3 separate regions of the Homo sapiens genome follow, and all the other regions are linked to region 3. The links are chromatin contacts, found by Hi-C or POLR2A ChIA-PET in ENCODE. All regions are on one chromosome and are shown on one strand. Each heading gives the region's core, a stretch centred on a gene start or an enhancer-like site at or near the end of the contact. The rest is flanking DNA. Distances are from core to core; before and after follow the strand shown.

Evidence for each region. A loop is a pair of places that touch in the nucleus more often than their neighbours do. ChIA-PET counts read pairs that join two places held with the same protein, here RNA polymerase II (POLR2A). Pooled maps may share reads with other maps.
Region 1: a pooled map shows a loop between it and region 3 (4-fold over the local background). The contact joins two enhancer-like sites. A Hi-C loop is called at or near these places in 2 of 50 pooled maps. POLR2A ChIA-PET finds 5 or more read pairs at or near these places in 2 of 52 experiments (GM12878 and OCI-LY7).
Region 2: a map with no recorded cell type shows a loop between it and region 3 (5-fold over the local background). The contact joins two enhancer-like sites. A Hi-C loop is called at or near these places in 2 of 37 single-sample maps with no recorded cell type and 2 of 50 pooled maps.

What each region holds. Positions count from the first base shown.
Region 1 is chr2:85,703,866-85,706,790 of GRCh38, forward strand. No RefSeq gene overlaps it. Among named protein-coding and RNA genes, the nearest start is that of GNLY, 11 kb to the left of the region's middle. RefSeq lists an enhancer at 1,095-1,596. Within about 2 kb of position 1,251, at least 22 of the 41 ENCODE cell types and tissues checked have a DNase peak (open chromatin) inside an H3K27ac peak, as active enhancers do; they include GM12878, where a contact is called at or near this core.
Region 2 is chr2:85,860,116-85,862,968 of GRCh38, forward strand. ST3GAL5 (ST3 beta-galactoside alpha-2,3-sialyltransferase 5) reads right to left here. Exons shown (of 7, transcript NM_003896.4): 3 at 1,066-1,177. Among named protein-coding and RNA genes, the nearest start is that of ST3GAL5, 27 kb to the right of the region's middle. RefSeq lists an enhancer at 1,182-1,261. Within about 2 kb of position 1,581, at least 6 of the 41 ENCODE cell types and tissues checked have a DNase peak (open chromatin) inside an H3K27ac peak, as active enhancers do.
Region 3 is chr2:84,938,105-84,941,095 of GRCh38, forward strand. No RefSeq gene overlaps it. Among named protein-coding and RNA genes, the nearest start is that of KCMF1, 32 kb to the right of the region's middle. RefSeq lists an enhancer at 1,405-1,914. Within about 2 kb of position 1,692, at least 13 of the 41 ENCODE cell types and tissues checked have a DNase peak (open chromatin) inside an H3K27ac peak, as active enhancers do; they include GM12878, where a contact is called at or near this core.

The sequences.
Region 1 (2,925 bases), core at 1-2,500, 770 kb after region 3:
TGTTGGCCAGGCTGGTCTCAAACTCTTAACCTCAGGTGATCCACCCACCTTGAACTCCCAAAGTGCTGGGATTACAGGCGTGAGCCACTAGGCCCGGCGGCTTTCAGCATTTCTAATGTGATATATTTATTTGTGGATCTCTTTGCATGTATCCTATTTAGAGTTTATTGAGCTTCCTGGGTATGTAGATTGTTTTTCAATAAATTCGTGACATTTTCAGCCATTATTTCTTCAACTATTTTTTTCTGTTTTGTTCTTTGTCTCCTTCTCTTCTGTATTCTGTTCTGCATATGTTGGCGTGCTTATGGTGTACCAGTCCTCTGAGGCTCTGTTTATTTTTCTTCATTCTATTTTCTCTCTGTTCTTTGGATTGCATAATCTCTATTGATTTATTAATATCTTCAAGTTGGCTAATTCTTTCTTCTGATTGTTCAGATTTACTGTTGAGCTCCACTAGTGAATTTTTCATTTTAGTAATTGTACTTTTCTTCTTCTTCTTTTTTTTTTTTTTTGAGATGGAGTTTTGCTCTGGTTGCCCAGGCTGGAGTGCAGTGGCGCAAGTTTGGCTCACTGCAACCTCTGCTTCCTGGGTTCAAGCAATTCTCCTGCCTCAGCCTCCCGAGTAGCTGAGATTACAGGCGCGTACCACCAAGCCTAATTTTTGTATTTTTAGTAGAGATGGGGTTTTGCCATGTTGGCCAGGCTGGTCTCGAACTCCTGACCTCAGGTGATCTGACTGCCTCGACCTCCCAGTGTGCTGGGATTACAAGTGTGAGGCACCGTGCCCCACTAGTTATTGTACTTTTCAACTCCAGAATTTCCATTTGGTTCTTTTTAAGAATAATTCTATCTCTGTATTAATATTTCTATTTGATGAGACATTATCATCATATCTTTCTTTACTTCTTCAATCACAGTTTTCTTTAGTTATTTCTGAACATATTTATAATGGTTGCTAGGAAATCTTTGTTAAATCTGATATCTGGTTGCTTTCACAGGCAGTTTCTGTTCCTGTTTTTTTTTTGTGTGTGTGTGTATGGATCACTCTTTTATTTCTTTTTATAGCTCTTAAGTTTCTCTGGGAAACTGGGCTTTTTAGACAATATATTGTCACATATCTGGCTACCGGTCATCCCCCTGCCCCTACCCAAGCTTGATACTGTTATTTACTTGTTTTGTTGTTTGGTGACTGGTTGGATTATTTTAGTGAATTCCCCCACCTGCCACAGTGTGAAGCCTCTGATGTTGCACCTTAAGGAGCGTTGCCTTGAGTGTACCCACAGTCATCCTGTAATGACAGTGGTTTTGGCGGGGCTCTCTTATCTATTTCTTTCTCTGACCACAGCTATCCGTTAAACTACGCTAATTCCTGGCTGATTGCTCTGTTGTTTTCAACAATGCCTTTTATGGAAAAACAAACCATGTTTTTCCTCTGCTCTTACACCAACACAACAACAATCAACACAGAAGACTTCTCTGACTCCTAAATACGTGGCTGTTTCTCCCCACCAGCAAGCAAGCAGTCAGTTCCGCAGTGGACACCAGCTAGGTGTCCTCCAACTCAATTCTGACGCTATTTATCTGGAGACAGTGTCAGATCCCACAGGTTGGGGGCTCAGTCCCCATAATTGCCTTGGCAGATTTGGGATTTGAATCCAGGCAGTCTTAGCTGTGAACCACCACACAAATCCACCTTTCTCCAAAGAATGGAGGCCTGAGCTCCCTTGTAACTTGGGGTAAATAATCTGGGCACATATCCTTGAGGAATAGCAGGACCAGAATGCTCTGCACAGGACTGGAAATGGCTGGGGGGAGGAAAACCAAGTCCCTGACAGTGTTGACCATTTCCTTCATCCTGTGAGGCAATGGGCTTGACCCTGCAATGTTCCCAGCACAAGTCTGAGGAGTGATGCAATAGAGAGTGGGTGAGTTGAGTAACCACTTGAAATTCCACTCCTCTCTTCCCTTTTCATAACAGGTGTCCTAACTTTCTGCCAAGCACACTCAGGTTTTCCATGTTCTGCTTAGAAGTTACCAACTGGCTGTTGGTTAGGCCTAGCAAATTATGTAGACTTCTTTTCGGCTAAGAATCATAGCAAGTTTATTCCCTCAGGGTAGGAAGGTCATATTTTTTCTTTAGGCTCCACCTTGGTCTTCCCTCGGAAGGGGAAATAGGAATTCTTTCTTCCTCAGGATGAGCTCGTATAAGGCCAGGCTCATTGATGATAAGAAGCAGAAATGGACTCAGCCTAAATTAAGACAAGGGAAGTGACAGGGCGGCCATGGCTGCCACAGGATGGAAGGGAAGGACTAGAACAGAGCTTAAACAGACAGGGGCCAGGCAGCTCAGATGGTTTTGGAAGCAGGGACGGTTCCACAGTCTTGCCTAGGTGCCATTACTGGGATGAATGAGCTTCCACCACTCCTTCTGTCCTTGTGTTTCTTACTCCATAGTCACATTCCTAGGAAAGCAAGTCCAAGCTTAGTTCTCATGCCTGCCTTTGGTTGCTGTAAGATGGCGAGAGGAAAGTCAGGCAGCGGCAGGGCACCTGGAAGACCCTTTTGTCTTAGGAATGGGATGGCGGATGCTGGGTTTACTCTCCACCAAGACTGTACAAAGTAGGTGCCAGATAATTCTCCAAAAGAAGATAGGCAGAGGAATAGGCAGTGCCAAATTCCCAGCACAGCTTGTGCTGGCAGGTGGGTACTGTCACTGTGGTACTTCCAAATAGGAAGAGATGTCTCTGACAGAATCAGGAACTGGATGGAGATTTACCCGTAGAAAAATGGTGACCTAAGTGAGATATGCTTTCCCCTTGCTCAGGCCGAAAACCCTGGGGTTCTTGCAACAGACTTCCAGCACGCCCCCCGTGGGTGCCTCTTGCCCTCTCCTGCCACTCATGGGAGCAGGACTGGTAGTATGAG
Region 2 (2,853 bases), core at 331-2,830, 920 kb after region 3:
TTGTAGCACCTACATCCCCAGGAATGTGATGAAAGTTAAATGAGCTAATATTACTAATACACTTTTAGAACAGTTCCTGGCACACGGGAGCACTAAACCACATTATAAACTAGCTAAACTAGACGTGAACTTGGGTGAGCAGCTCAACCTTTCAAGCCATCATCTGTAAGATGGAGATGATACTGGGATATCTCCCAGTCACAATGACTAAAGGAGATAATATATATAAAGCATCCATACATGTCAGTTATCATCCCTCTCATGCTACTTTATTTAAAATCATCTCTTCCTCCATCCTGGGCTAAATGTTATCAGATAATCCAGCCACTAAAATAATCAGTGACATAAGCATTTGATATGTCACTTGATTTGGAAACATAAATGTAAGCTGAAAGAAAAATCTTGCAATGCAATGTGAATTCATTAAAATTAAAAATAAAACACAGGAAGGACAGATGATACTAAGAGAATTTCTGGCCAGGCATGGTGGCTCATGTCTGTAATCCCCGACCTTTGGGAGGCCAAGGCGGGAGGATAGCTTGAGCCTAGGAGTTCAAGATCAGCCTGGGCAACATGGCAAGACCCCATCTCCACAAAAAATAAAAAAATTAGTCAGGCATGGTGGTGCACACCTGTGGTCCCAGCTACTCAGAAGGCTGAGGTGGCCGTGTTCTTGCCACTGCACTCAACCCTGGGTGCAGAGCGAGACCCTGACTCAAAAAAAAAAAAAGGGAGAAAAGAAAAAAGAAAGAATTTCTTTGTTGTTTACTTTATAGCATCAGGGCAAATTAATTCCAGGAGAGGAGCCCTAGAGCCTGTTGGGTTGAGCCCACCTCATCCCACACCCCAGCTGCAGTAAATGGGAGAAGGATACTGTGGAGTAGTTAGTGGTGGGTTTTTAGAAGAAGGTTGTCTTTGGTTTTGGAGTGCTGAGATTAAGTGCTTTCCCCTCTGAGTTCAAACTTTTATTAACATATATTTGTCACACAGTAGACTAATGATATTATAGTTTGAGCATATGCTTGGCAATGTTTTCATTTAAACCACACCAATGGGATATCTAACCTTTACATGGTCAGGGTCCACATAATGCATTTTTTTCATGTCACATTCTTCAGTAGTATAATTTAACTTGAGGATATAAAGGATCCACACTCCAAACACAAGCAATGTACATCTGGAAAAAAATCAATTAGGTATTATGATGTAGTCATGTGAGAATCATGAGATGCAATGTGAAACTGAAAACGGAATCCTAAATGAGTCTGCCTGCTATGCAGCATAAAACTACAATCTTTAAGTTGACATTGGGGTGAAAGGAAGGGGCCATTTCCTATTTTCCTGACAAGATAAACTAGTCATTTATGACTGTCTTTGTTATAAGCAAACACAGAAAAAACTTTTTTTGCAAGAGCACTGTAACAAAATCTGAATCACAATGTCAATTATTGAACTTAAAATCAAGTAATAGACTTGAACTACAGAATCTCGGCTTCAATCTTTTGTGACCTGAAAATTCTGTCAGTCCTTAAAAAAAAAAAAAAAAAAGAAAAGAAAAGAAACAGTTTATTCACAGTACGTCTAAAGAATTCTACCCGGAAGTGAGGCCGACTGGGAAATGAGACAGGACCATTAGTTACCCTTAAGATGACCTAAAAAATATTTTTTACAGATCTGATAAATTCACACTATTATATAGTTTAATACACACACACACACACACACACGACTTGGAGAAAAGAGCTGAGTCTAGTCTTAGTTTTAGAAATCTCATTTTTACTAAGTTCTCCAGTGACACAAACCGCAAGCTAAAAAGTTTCAACCAAAATTTAAGAACCACTGCTTTAAACAATTCTGTTCTTGAAAAAACAAATGCAAGAAATAAAGAGAAAGTAATCCATTTTCTAAATAAAGGGGCAGTTTTTTTTTCAAAAAAATTGCATCTAGCATAATATATTATACATAATAGATGCAAAATATTTCTTAATATTTGAGGATGAGAATACAATGAAGTGTTGCTGGGAGTGTTTTAAAAACTTTAAAATTCTCATTTAAAACAGGCTTCCCATGACAACTTGGACAAGTTGGGATTATGTATAATGATAAGTGAACAGGATGCTATCAATTTGTGTAAAAGTGGGTTTGGGCACGGGGCATGGCAGAGCACACACACACAAAATATTTCTCATATACACAAGAAACCGGTGACACTGGTTATCTTTAAATATGGAGGGTAAATGGGGAGCAGGGATGAGAAGGTGTTTCACTGAGACTCTTTAATACCTTTTGAATTTTCAATCTTGAAAACCTAATATTACCTATTCTTCTCTTCAGCCCCAGAAAAGGTGTTACATTCAGTGCATACACTTCCCTTATTTTGATTTAAAAAAAAAATAAAAGAAAAGGGTGTGAAGGCAAGCCCAGTGTCTGTAGCACATATCAGACTGTGCCTTAATTCCTGGAGCGAGTCCACCTCACCCACAGCCTAAGCAGCACAGGGCGCAGGTCTATCTCCCCTGCTGCCTTGTGGCTGGCGCCCAGCATGACGTCATGAACGTGGTGGGCCTCAATAAATATTGGTTGGTGACTCAAGGGAGGCTGAATGTAACATAAGCCTTATTCTTATAAATTTCCTTTTCCCCTACACTTCCTAAGTCAGTAAAGTGAGACAGAAGACTAGATTGCAAGGTTGGATTTCTATGTTTAGACATGAAAAAAGGGCAATTTTCAACTAGGTTTGACTGGTATATATGTAAAAAAAGACACCTGCCAAGTTCCTCCTTGATTAATTCTATCACTTATTAGGATATAAGGGTGACCTGGCTCAAACACCTGTCATCATTTTTAGTATTC
Region 3 (2,991 bases), core at 442-2,941:
TCCAGCCTGGGCAACAAGAGTGAAACTCCATCTCAAAAAGAAAAAAGAAAAAAAGAAAAAAAAAATTCAGAGCTTAAAGAATTCAATGCTTGCCAGAGCTGGGCCGTATATTTGACTCAAAGTTTCCTAGCAGCCTGTGTGAAAAGGGAAATCTGATTAGTTATGCAGTTTACAATAACTATGTGATAAAGGCAAACTCTTGGCCGGGCATGGTGACTCACACCTGTAATCCCAGCACTTTGGGAGGTCCATGTGAGAGTCCAAGAGTTCAAGACCAGCTTGGGCAACATAGTAAGACCCCACCTCTACAAAAAATTTTAAAAATTAGCAGGGTGTGGTGGCACACGCCTGTGGTCAGCTACTCAGGAGGCTGAAGTGGGAGGATGCCTCATGAGCTGTGGTCACACCACTGCACTCCAGCCTGGGAGACAGAATGAGACCCTGTCTCAAAGAAAAAAAAAAAAAGGCACACTCCTGAATCTAAAGAAGTACAACTCTTTTTTATATAAGACCAGAAAAAAAATAATAAAACTCTATCCTGGAGTTTCTTATAAAGATGACACGTGTGATTTATTACTCATTTAAAAAGTGAAACCAGAGGAGAAACATCCTGAGGTAAGACTTTAACTGAACCCTTATGTGGTATAACAGACCTTATTTTTCATTTCATCACGCTACATGCTAAGTTAGAAACAAGTTCCCATGCATGTTAGGGTACATTTATATTTATGCCACAGTGTCAGAGTCTACACAGTTATTTTTTTCTTTTTTTTTTTTTTTTTTTGAGACGGAGTTTCACTCTTGTTGCCCAGGCTGGAGTGCAATGGCACAATCTCGGCTCACTGTAACCTCCTCCTCCCGGGTTCAAGCAATTCTTTTGCCTCAGCCTACTGAGTAGGGATGCCCGCCACCATGCCCAGCTAATTTTTGCATTTTTAGTAGAGATGGGGGTTTCACCGTGTTAGCCAGGCTGGTCTCAAACTCCTGACCTCAGGTGATCCGCCCACCTCGGCCTCCCAAAGTGCTGGGATTACAGGCATGAGCCACCTCACCCAGCCGTGTCCACAGTTTTCTAGTTTGCTGAGCTGCGGACCCACCAGCAGGTCTGCAGGGAAGGGATGTTCCTGGTAGAGCTCCTTAGGCCTCCCTCAGATCCATGGGATGCACTGGGACTGTTCCTTTAGCTACACAGATACATGACCATGTTCATCCTCTGCAGTTATTTAGTTATTACCCCAATCTTTCAGTGAAGTCTCTGCTAGACAAATGGAGTTGTAAGGTGACCTTGGTGTGACGGCAGGGGTAGTGATTATGATGGTGGTGATGTGAAAGGGTAGTGGTGAAAGTGAAGGGGATGAGGGTAGGGGTGGGGGGTGGTTACTTAAGGCTGCAGTCTGCAGTCTACTGCCGTGGCTGCTGAGAACAGTCTCTATTTGTCTGCCGTCAGTCTATCCAGATCCTTCTACCTGGGGGAAGATCTGGACTGGCCAAGCCTGGTCACATGGCAGCAACCAGGTTGCAACCAACAAAATTTCCTCTCTGGAGGGAAAATTAATCTAGATTTAGAAACTGCCAAGAGCTGGGTTTCTCAAGCCACCTTGGCCTTGAACTTCCTCCAAGGGCGGTCATCAGCAAGGGTGTAAGAGGTACTTGGGAGCCTGCAGTTGGTGGAGCTGAGATGGGTGTGGAGACCCCGCCTTTGTGATGGCCTGCAGGTTTCAGTTTTAAGCACGTGGCTTTAAAGGGGACTTTCCCCACCAGAGGAGGAAGAACTGACAATTGGAACAGCCCCTGAGCTTAACAAACTTTGCTGAAAGCAGCTACAATTGTCAAGCAATAAAGACTGAGATGGTAGAGTGTCCACACAGCTGCCGGCCGCTAGAGCCAAGACTGAAATCCAGAACCTTAGCCTGACCAAACCGGGAGTTCGTGAAAGCACAAAGCCTTCTGTGGGAAGGAGAAGGGAAATGAAAGCTAATATTAGGCTAAGCAGTTGTTGATAACGTTAAAAGTTTATGCCAAGTCAATGTGAAGAAAGAAATGACCAAAGATGGGCTTTCTGGTGGAGGAGATAAAGGATCATTGAGATGAAATGAGACCAGCATACCTTCCCTGAGATGCAAATTGCCCTCACCCCCCAATCTCAGCTAGGGAGACTGGGGGAGGGAGCTCTTTAAAAAATCAGGCCAGGCACAGTGGCTTGCTCCTGTAATCTCAGCACTTTGGGAGGCCTAGGTGGGCGGATCACTTGAAGTTAGGAGTTTGAGACCAGCCTGGCCAACATGGTGAAACCCTGTCTCTACTAAGAATACAAAAATTAGCAGGGTGTGGTGGCGCATACCTGAAATCCCAGCCTGTGCAACATGGCGAAACCCCGTCTCTACTAAAAATAGAAAAATTAGCCAGGCACCTATAATCCCAGCTACTTGGGAGGCTGAGGCATAAGAATCACTTGAACCCAGGAGGCGGAGCTTGCAGTGAGCCGAGATGGCACCACTGCACTCCAGCCTAGGCAACAGAGCGAGACTCCGTCTCAAAAAAATAATAAATAAGTAAATAAATAAACAAAACATAATAAGTTCAAAATTCCAATGGTAAAAAGAATACACAGTGGAGTTTCCCACTCTGGGACACCCAGTTCCCTTCCCCAGAGGATCTACTGGTTTCTTTTGTTTCCTTCCAGAGCTAGTTTATACATATACAAATTATATGAGTGTGTATGCATATATATACTTTTTTCCTTTTTTTCCTACAAAAGGCAGCATATTATTAATATAACAGGGTTCAGATACATGCTTTTTCATATATCAGGATATCTTGGAATGATCCAGATCAGTACCTAAAGAGGTTCCTCTTTTTTTTATAGTTGCATAGTATTTCTTTATGCAGTTGCACCATCATTGTTATTTATGTTGAGCACAGAGGTTACTTCCAGTCTTAGTTATTACCAACAGTGCTGCCATGCAACACCTTATACAAATGTAATTTCAT